2 separate regions of the Homo sapiens genome follow, and region 2 is linked to region 1. Evidence: chromatin contacts called from ENCODE POLR2A ChIA-PET data. All regions are on one chromosome and are shown on one strand. Each heading gives the region's core, a stretch centred on a gene start or an enhancer-like site at or near the end of the contact. The rest is flanking DNA. Distances are from core to core; before and after follow the strand shown.

What was found. ChIA-PET counts read pairs that join two places held with the same protein, here RNA polymerase II (POLR2A).
Region 2: POLR2A ChIA-PET joins it to region 1 with 16 read pairs in activated naive CD4-positive, alpha-beta T cell. The contact joins the promoter of NR3C2 here to the promoter of AASDH in region 1. POLR2A ChIA-PET finds 5 or more read pairs at or near these places in 2 of 52 experiments (activated naive CD4-positive, alpha-beta T cell and naive thymus-derived CD4-positive, alpha-beta T cell).

What each region holds. Positions count from the first base shown.
Region 1 is chr4:56,383,169-56,388,924 of GRCh38, forward strand. AASDH (aminoadipate-semialdehyde dehydrogenase) reads right to left here and starts at 4,323. Exons shown (of 15, transcript NM_181806.4): 1 at 4,194-4,323; 2 at 902-1,173. The coding sequence starts at 1,131. RefSeq lists enhancers at 3,741-4,248, 4,218-4,587, 4,249-4,755, 4,618-4,667.
Region 2 is chr4:148,438,850-148,443,947 of GRCh38, forward strand. NR3C2 (nuclear receptor subfamily 3 group C member 2) reads right to left here and starts at 3,565. Exons shown (of 9, transcript NM_000901.5): 1 at 3,311-3,565. RefSeq lists a silencer at 3,473-3,762.

The sequences.
Region 1 (5,756 bases), core at 3,073-5,572:
TAAAGTTAAGCATTTTAAGTAGTTTCAGGTATACTTTAAGGACACTAGATCTTTGCACATAGTAAATTCTCAATAAATTTCGTCAATAATTGAGTGAAAGTAAATTTTTGTTGTTGTTTTTATTTGTTTTATAGAGATGGGGTCTTGTGAAGTCACCAGGGTGGTCTCGAACTCCTGGCCTTAAATAATACTCCAGCCTCAGCCTCTCAAAGTGCTGGGATTTACAGGTGTGAGCCACTGTGCCTGGCCAAAAGTAAATTTTTGAACATCTTTTGCTTTATATTTATATAATTAATTTACTAAGACACATATTATAGAATGAATAAACTATTTCTTTGGCAGTTTATACTTACTGCAGAGTTCTAGAATAGAAATCACTATATGAGGATAACATTCTAGAACAATTTAAATGATTGAACATTTTGCAAATATTTGTTGGAATAGTGTCTTCTAATGGGTTCATATTTCAATCTATATCAACTATTATCCAAAACTCTAATTTACTGATTTATTGAATACCTTAGTGCCTCAAATTTCAGTTGCGGACAAAAAACATAGTCATGTTATCTGTGAAATCCTGTTTTCTTTTATCTAACAACAAAGTGTTATAAATTGTTATAATTGTTTTCCTTTAACAGATTAATGAAGCCCTTACATTTTGGAGATACTTATACGTTCTATTAGTGAAAGCTTCTAGTCTTTCCTAAATAAGCTCAGAATAATTAATTTAAATAATATAAAAATAATACTGGGGAAATGCAAACTTCTTTAGTCTCTCTACAATTGACCAAACAATATAGAAAAGTCCAATAGTAAACAGAACAATAACTTGCAATATACTCTATTAAAAATTTACATTAGCTTGGAGTAACATCAAATTTACAGTTCTAAAAAATATTACCCTAAAATCCAAGAGGGTAAGTCTATCCCAGGTTGGCAGTAGAGACCAATTTCCCGAATTCCTTGAAAGTCACAGTGTAACAGCAGAAAATTTGATAATTCAGAAGCAGCATTAACCACAGTCTTGTAGGTGTAGTAAACTGGAAGCTGGTTGTTGCATTCATCAAAACATACAGCTACTCTGTCCATATAACAGGAGGCAGCCTTATGCACCAATTCCTGAAGAGTCATTTCACTGAAGTTTATCTAAACATCAATTTGTAGCACAGAACCCTGTGTATATACAGAAGTGTTAGGGGGAGAGGGAGTTTTAGAGAGCTCGGTGGAGGGACAGGGAAAAACTTCTCTACAATAATATCTCACAAAAATAATTATATCAAAGATATATAAATGAAGAATCTCTGAACTTATGAAATTATGGTAACTTTACTGAGGACAATGAGGTTGAAAATTAACTTGATACATCAACCTATGCTGGGTCAGAGCATCAAAAAAATTTGGGAGGGCAGTGGTATACACAGATGAAAATGAAGCAGGTAAAAATGGAGACTTCTCTCTCAACGGACCACAATGTAAATATGAAATATATAAAAAATTAATCAATAAAATCAAATTTAAAGGACCCCACACTTAATTTTTTTTTACTTTCCTTCAGTAACTGTTACAGATTTGTTAAGATAGAGTAGTCAAAATCTTGTATGGTGACTTTAAAATTACTAATGTGGCCGGGTGCGGTGGCTCACACCTGTAATCCCAGCACTTCGGGAGGCCGAGGTGGGTGGATCACTTGAGGTCAGGAGTTCAAGATCAGCCTGGCCAACATGGTGAAACCCTGTCTCTACTAAAAATACAAAAATTAGCCGGGCAAGGTGGCATACACCTGTAATCCCAGCTACTCTGGAGGGTGAGGCAGGCGAATCACTTGAACCCAGGAGGCAGAGGTTGCAGTGAGCCAAGACGGCACCACTGCACTCCAGCCTGGGTGACAGGGCAAGACCCCATCTCAAAATAAATAAGTAAATGAAATAAAGATAAAATAAAATGACTAATGTAAATAAACTTTGCTTTTAAATTCCAGTAGGAGCTAAACTCAGATGAAAGCAAAATCAATCTTTGACAGAAGAAAGCAAAAAACCCTATTCCTATTCATTCAGTTCTAGACAACTATATATAAAAACAGTGTTTATTACTATACTATTAATATTTTACAGAAGTCATACTTGTATAATTGTCAAGAAGTAAACTCTTCATACTGTATAGTTTATTTTTAAATTGCCAATAAGTTCACTTAGACTGAAAATATAATATTACAACTCAATAAAGCAGTATATCAATGCAATGTTCTCTGGGTTTCTTAATGCAGATTATATTAAAAGATTCGAAACAGTATTTCAAGAAAGAAACACTCGGGATCAACGGTAAAAAAAATTCACAGTGTTTCCTTAAAGGTGAAAGTTATTTTTTTCCCTCTCTGAACTCTGTTTTCCATATTTTAAAGCAATTAAGACTTACCAAGTAGCCTGCTTCAGTAAAGTTTTTGTTTGTTTTTGTGACAGTCTCGCTCTGTTCCCCAGGCTGGAATGCAATGGCGTGATCTCGGCTCACTGCAACCTCTGCCTCCCAGATTCAAGCGATTCTCCCACCTCAAGCTCCCGAGTAGCTGGGATTACAAGTGCGCGCTACCATGTCCAACTAATTTTTGTTTTTGTTATTTTTTTTTAAGTAGACACAGGGTTTCTCCATGTTGGCCAGGTTGGTTTTGAACTCCTGACCTAAGTGATCCACCTACCTTGGCCTCCCAAAATGTTAGGATTACAGGCGGAGCCACCGCGCCCGGCCGAGTCAAGTTTTCTTTTCTTTCTTTTTTTTTTTTTAATTTATTCACACCTATTTGAATTGATTTCCTGACTCAAAATTTTCATTTATATCAACTAATTAACATCAATTAGGAAAAAGAAATCCTAAAGAGAGTAAAATGAACCAATAACTGCCAAGACCCATAAGTTTGAAAATGCTGTGATTTCTAAATATACAGTTTAAACATATAAGGCAACTTTAGTACTTACATTATTTATTTTTAGTAGGCATTTCTATAAATATTAGCTCTTTTTAATGCACAAGATACAATTTTAAGCTTTCCTCAGACATACAATGATCATTATGTAAATATAAGGGAGGCTTTCTGCAGCAGGCGCTTAAATTATGAGGAATGAGTTCATTTCGCAACATACAGGTAGCGCAGAAGGGTACCTACACATCTATACGATAATTAAGATGTTTCTTTCCATTTTCCCAATGGTTGCTACAGACATTTAAGGTAAAATCCATTCTTCTTGTCTCAGGTTTTCATTTTCATTCATTGAATCACAAATAACATTCTCTGCAGTAGAGAATACTAAACTTATTAATGCCCAAATGTTTGAGACCTTAAAAAGGAAAAAAAGGCCGGGCGCGGTGGCTCACGCCTGTAATCCCAGCACTTTGGGAGGCCGAGGCGGGTGGATCATGAGGTCAGGAGATCGAGACCATCCTGGCTAACAAGGTGAAACCCCGTCTCTACTAAAAATACAAAAAATTAGCCGGGCGCGGTGGCGGGCGCCTGTAGTCCCAGCTACTCGGGAGGCTGAGGCAGGAGAATGGCGTCAACCCGGGAAGCGGAGCTTGCAGTGAGCCGAGATTGCGCCACTGCAGTCCGCAGTCCGGCCTGGGCGACAGAGCGAGACTCCGTCTCAAAAAAAAAAAAAAAAAAAAAAAGGAAAAAAAAAAGCAAACTCTGGTAAGCAGATTTTACATGTAAAAGGAATAAATTTACTTGCTACAACTGTAGAAGCTGCTATTTAGTCAACAAAGATCTTAAGAGTGTCAGCAAATTCAATTGCTATGGGGCCTCTCTCTAGGCCACTGGCTGTTTTAAAAATGGATAAATAATCTAGAAACTTTATTTTCCCAATTCCCCGGCTTCTAAATTTACGGTATGCAACGAGTAACAATGCAATTTACAGCTTCCTAAACATTTCTTCATTGCTCTTCGAAACCACTCTAGGGGGTAGCTGAGCGCGGAGCACACTTATTTCCATTTGAATGGAGGGGCGGAGGCTAGTGACGCAGGAGTGTACACACAGGTCAGGGTTAGTCTGCACCACACCAGCACGCCAGACCCCGATGTATCAAATCCGAGGTCAGGCAGTGGTCCTGAAGCTGAGCAAATGTATGTGGAAGCAGGCTCAGGCCTAGCGGCACTTCGCCTCCTTCACACAGACCCCCGCCGGACACCGCGCCCTGCCGCGACTCACTTAGCAAGTCTCGCGGATTAGGTTTGATCGCATTCGGCCCTTTCCCGGATAGCTCGTCGCGGATACTTCTCACAGCGAAGCAGCAGCTCCCAGAAGCCGTAAAGCTATCCCAGAGCGAGGCACCATACGTAAATCTTCCGCGTCGCTACGTGACGTCAGTGCGAGCGACCCCGGGCCGGCTGCGTGGAGCTGGCGCTGCCTCTCCTGAAGCCGAGGCGCTAACTTGAGTGAAGAGGTCTATAGGCTTTTTCACTTTTGGTTATCTGCTCAGGCGCTCCTTGGGGTCGCGCATGGTCTCGGACAGGGTTTGCAAGGACTTCGGAGCTAACCAGTTTGGAGCCATAACCCTTTCGTACTTGCCAAAAAACTCTGGGCAAGACTCTTGAATTTTGAGCCGCAGTATTCTCGTTCATAAGGTGAGAATAAAAACATCACCTAGGGTTGATGTGAAGAGAGATGAAATCATTGTGAAATAGGAGAGTTATTGCTTTCAACCAATGACATTTTCTGGAAACGTGCTGGAGATATGGCTGCAGCAGTGACGCCTGCAAACGACGTTCCTGTCATCATGATGCTGACATTTTAATTGGGAAGCAGATTGAAACGATAACTAAGGAATTTGACAGGAGCATTTAGTAGGACCTGTAAAGAAATTAAAGCAGGTCCGAGGTGGAGTTTTGTAAACTATATGCCTGAATAGAACTTTCTGTTTCCAAGGGAATTGTTACAGTTGGAGACATGTCAATTATTACAATAAGCGTCAAGGGCAATAACAGAGGTGTTTTAAAGCTACTGTCTGGTGGCAGAATAATCGGGATTTTTTTGTTTGGGGGGTTTTAGCCGGGGGAGGGACTGCGAAGACAGCTCTGCATCAAAACAGTACGTGAGAAAAAAGCATAGGACGCTCTCGCAGCCGTAGTTGTTGGTGACAAGAAACTGTGCTTCTAATCTAAGCAAAAAATATCTCCACATGCCAACTATACTTTTCCAAGATGTACCATGGACTACTCAAACTAACACAGCCTTATTTATGTATTTAGGTTGGAAGTGGGCAAAAGTGTATCTTGTCTATGTTTCTATGTTTCTACGTTGGGATGACACCATCATCCACCCAGCCAGACAGTTATCAACCTTCCCACTTTCTTAACCTCTTACATCCGATTAGACCCTATGTCCTCTAGTTCTCAGTCTTGAGACCAGCACCCAGCTGGCTACATCAGAATTGCCGGTGGTGATGTTTTAGAAGATTCCAAATTCCTGGACTCCATCCCCGGAGGTTCATCCCCTAGTTTTCTAGTGAGGGGCCTAGAACCTGCGTTTTTTAAGTGTCATGTTCATCGCCATTACTGCTACTTTAGTTCAGGTCTTCTTGGTCAGCTTTTTCCTAAAACGTTTTCAGTTTTGTTTGCCTCTGATTGACTCTGAATTGCTGCCAAAATGATGTTTTATTATTCCAGTATCATCATCCAACTCTCTGATATTAATGATACCTTTTTTAAAGTTTTTCTTCCCTTGCAGTATCTATTTCCCTCAAGTTTCCTTTTTTTTTCTTCTGTTGATTTT
Region 2 (5,098 bases), core at 2,315-4,814, about 92 Mb after region 1:
TCACTACAGTATCCCAAGTGGATACATTGAAAAAATTTTCAACTATTATAATATCAATGCTCAATTTCCAAACATTAAAATCTACCAATTATGTAGTATGTTTTCACTTAAAGAACATCCTATGAATTCCTAATCAAAAATCAATCACAAAACAGTAGAAAATAAATAAAATTACAAAGGTTGAGGTAGTTATCTATTAATAGTAATTCCAGCCAAAATGTTTGGTGTGGATGAAAGCCAAGTAAAAGCTGATAGAAAACTAAACTAAAAAACAGTGAATTGGGATCCAAATAGCTAAGACTGGCCTTTTATGCTTTACTAAAAAACCATTTAGTCATAGCTATGTATTGAAAAATAGCAGTAAATATTATATGCTGCTTCTATTTCTACCTAAGAATATTTTGTCTTCCCCATACTAAAGATAAATTACTATATAGCTAAGGTATAAATGGTTCAGATCCAAATCCATTAAACAACACAATAAATATGTCTATTTGTATTCAAAACTGAACACTTTCTGCACATCTCTCCCCCCACACACCCCCAAATTCACATTCGCTCTCTTGGCAAACTGCACCACCATCTAACCAGATGCCTGGAAGTTACTCTTGTCTCAACAGCTTTACCTGAAGGCCTTCACTGGCACACTCTGCGTCACTCACATAGCCTCATTCTCTTCCTGGTCATAGTCAAGAGGGCTCTCTGTCCCGTGTCTGAAGGGGACCCCCACCCAGACCCCTCTCCAAAACCCATTCTCCAAATTGTCTTTTGGGAAGGGCGGTCCACTCTTGGCTTTTTTGAAATTTCCCTATATAAATTTGCATATCAAAACCTCTGGGAGATTCTGTTTACTTTTTAATCCAGCATTCCTCAAATAATTTGACCACTCCACCTTTTTCTCAAAGAACATCTACTAAGATTCTGCACTTTTCGGCACTCTGCCCTAAAGCAAGAACCATATCCCACATTTGTGAGGCTACGGAAGACCTGAAGAGAATCTATACTGGAGATGATGGGTACCAAAGACAGTCTTAAAGCCCTGGACAAGGTAGCACCTTACCAGCTAACATCATACAGCTGATCACAACTTTCCAAGTCCTGTTTGGCTAACCTTGAACTCCCTTAATAACATAAAATAGGCTGTGTTTCACCACATTATTGACAGGAGTCTCATTAAGGAATTTGCAAAAGGCTTTGCTGAAATCTAAATTACTTTGTTTAAGGTATTCTCATCTACCAACCTAATGCACCTCTCAACAAAGGAAACAATACAGATTGGCAATAGTCAAACACAAAAGAATACAAGACATCTAGCATCTGCACGGCTTCTACACAAACATTTTTTTAAGATCAGATATTTTTCAAATAGCATTATTGAAATATTTTGAGTCTCCCTAGTATTTTAATTAGTCTTTTCTGTAAACAAATGGGTCCAGTTAGGAATTTATTTACTATGTCATCCAGGAAGCAGAGGTTATCTTTTTGCAACTGGCACAATGACCATGGCTTGAGCAGAATTTCAGTCAACCTGTACTAACTAGTGAATACTGAAAATACTAGTCGATGAATATGATCCTCATAGAACTTAATATCTAGAGGATAAAGAAAAAGTTTATGTTACTAAAGTATAAAATGAAGCAGATAGAGGTATACAAATCTAACTAACAAAAATCAGGCTTGCCTGCCTCACAATGGAAACCATACCAAAGATTCTCTTAGGACAAATGCAAAAAACATTATGAACTTTTAATTTTCATGCAAATGGGCCTCGCCCCAAAACACAAAAAAAAATTCACTAAAGGAAAAGCACTGGTGGAGGTGCTACTTTAAGCCATACATATGCTCTCAAACACAAAAGAAATGCTGTTTTCACAAAGGAAAACCTTAAAGTTTTACGTTTTACAGTCTGTGTTAAATTGCCCTTTTCCATAAAGAAGTACTTTTTTCGGGAATATTAACAAAGATCCTTGCGAATTTGTATTTTATCTGGAAACACTTTCACTTTTAGTAACCCCCAAAACCCAATCTCATCATGATGGAAATGATAGAAAAGGCATCTTTTTTATATTTATTTGACTATAAGATGGCACTTTAAAGACTAAAGCTTAAGAATCTCACAATCATCTATAGACTGCATAGTTGTAAAAGTTCACTATATGTAACTATTTTTTGTCATTCCCCACTACATAACTATTATGTTCCTCTCTTTTATAGATGAGGTAAATGATAGAAATCTGCCCAAGGTCACCTGAGAGAGCGGGAGAACCAGTTAGAACTGAGCACACCTGATTTCTATTCACTCACCTAATTTACCGAGCCACCTGATCTTTCCAAAAATCGCCAAACAAAACTATGCCTCCCTTAAAGGAAAAAGCTCCACTTTAAATTATTTTTTAAAACTTCTCCTCTCAAGCTTTTCCATGATAGCTGCCACGATGTCAAACATAAAATTTAAACTTCACAGCAGGACTTCACAGATGGAGAATGCTGTTATCATTACTATGTAAATATCATCAATAACAGCACCTAGAGAAATGGCAATACAAAATGTTAGGAAGCAATTTGGTGCCTTTAAAATTCGGCGGTTTCAAAAGCTCGTCTGCTATCAAAAGTTTTCCTAACTCCTATGTCATAATAAATAATTAAAACTGATGGTGCCATAAACCATTATTATTTAAACCTGGTCTTTTTAAATTGAGTAGGCAAAGCCACGCACCTAAAATTCAGTAGCAGAGTAAGGATGCCACCAAAAGAAGCTTCGTCCCCTTCTCCCTTGCCCTTAAAATTCCAACTGATGCCATAGGAAGCGTAGCCTGTCTCAAGAGTTTCGCGAATGCTAGCGAACGGGAAATGCACGAATTTCCAGAGCCCCTTTTATACAGGATCTATTAGGATCTATATCTCCTTCAACTGCCCTTATGCGCTACACCTCCGGCTGAGATTTGGGAGCGTCCGCAATTGATAAAGGAAAGAAATATTATTCAAACGTCCTTTAAAAATTGTACAGGGAAAATGATCCGAAATTCATCTTTGGGTAAAGGGAAGGGTGGTAGACCTCCCACTGCCAAAGGCAGTTAAAAGCTGCTAGTTAGAGGGCATTTATCCAAAGTGGCCAAACTTTCCCAAAATAGTCCTCTGGCGGCCAAAGGGGGAGAAAAGTGGAAAACCAAAACAAAACAACAAGCACACAGCACCATACTGACTGTGCCTCCGGATTACGCAGCCACTTCTCCCTGCAAAGTGCACGCTCCCGCGCCGCGGCCGCACGCCGAGCACGGCAAGCGGTGCCCCGCCGCGCGCCCCTACACACCTGCCTCGGCCGGGGTCCGTCTCTCGCCGTCTACCTGTTGCAGCGCTTGCCACCGCCACGAAACCCCTGCTGCGGAGCCCCCCTAAATCCAACCACATCCAGGCCAGCGAGTGCCGCTCTCCCTGCAGCGGGAGAGCCCGAGGCAGCAACGCTCTTGCACCCAGGTGACTGACTGCACGGGCTTCCTCTGAGCAGCCTGAAGTTGGCTCCCGTCTCCCGGGCCCAATGACACCCCGGGCGCGGAGGGGCTGAGAGGAGGGGGCAGGGGCAGGGGCAGGGCCAGGGCGGGCAAAAAAGGGAGGGAGAGAGGGCGGGCGAAAGCCCGGAGGGGGAGTGGGCCAGCTGGAGGGCTGGCCCTTTTAAAAGCGGGTCACATGTCCAGATAAAGTTCAGGTTGCTATCCCGCCCCCCTGAACCCTTCCTATTGGCCCGAAGAGAAGCAAGGCTCCACGCCGCACGGGTCAGGCGGGCTTCTTATTGGACAATCCAGGCTGTCAGTCACCAGGCGGGCGACATGACTGATACAAAGTTGCTGCGACACAGCCTGGACTCGGCAGCTTCCTTAAAGCCGCAGCCGCGGCGGGAGCTTGGGGTGCCGGGCGGTGGCTACATCAGGCGGCCTCCGCACGCTGCCCCCACCCCCATCGCTCGGCCGCCCCAAACTTGCTTACGTCCACCCTGCTCTCCTTCTGACCGACCCCAGGATATCTGGAGAGATGTGAAAAGTGTGCTGACGCGGAAGAAGTCGGTTTTTCCGCGAGCAAAGTGTCGTCCCCTCACGCTCTCCACCTGCAGCTCCAGGTGAGCTGCAGCCCAGACCCTGGCGCCGCCCAACAGCGTCCGCGCGCGGGGAGGACTCTGGGTGGGCTTCACCCGACCCTCGAGGTTCCTCTCCCAGCCCCTTTCCACTGTCTCCAGAGTTACCTCTCAGCAGAGCAGCAGCAGCCTTCGCTGCCAGCGAGCAAGACGATCACGTTCACTCGATTTGAATTTAGTTGTTTTAACCGTGCTGGAAAAACCCTTTAAACACAGCTTTCCTCCCATCCCTTAGACCCCTAACACCAAAAAAAAAAAAAAAAAAAAAAAAAAAAAAAAGAGAGAGAGAGAAAGATAAATGAAAGAAGTGGCAGGGTCAAGAGCTGCTCCTCTACTTCCTTATAATTTTGTCACTGTACTTACTACTTTAGTATTGGATTTTTCCACTAGTTCAATTTGAAAGCAAGCTTACCATCGAGGATATTCACGTTATAATGGGTGGAGGGGGTGGGTCACATAAGTGGGAGAAACAGACAGGAGGGGGGAAGGAACCAAACTGTTTTCTAAGGATCGGTTGTCTGCATGAAGAAATTTCGGTTTCCCTCCAACCGCCCCCTCCTCGATTCTCCTCCCGCCCACCCAAATGCTGCAGTTACTAAGCAAAAGGATGGGGTTCCTAACTTTGATTTCTAAGGACTTTTAGGCTTCTCATGTAAGGCCCCGTTTTAGGCTCCCCGCTGGCCCGGAGTCAGCATCAGTGACGTATACACCTAAATCTGGTCCCCCGGCCCTCGGCGACCCGCAGCCCGGCGGCGGCAGCTGTGCGGCCTCCCGCCTCACCCTCGCTTCGCGCCCGCCAAAGCCCGAGGCGGGGGACCGGGGGACACCCTGTGCCCAAAGGCCCCTCCTCTCCTTAACAGTTAGTTAAGCTCCGGGATTCCGGACCCCTAACCCAGGGCTGAGACTTGAACTCTCAGCCGCTCCAGTCAGGAACTCCCTGGAGATAGGGGCGACAGCGGCAGCGCCGCGAGC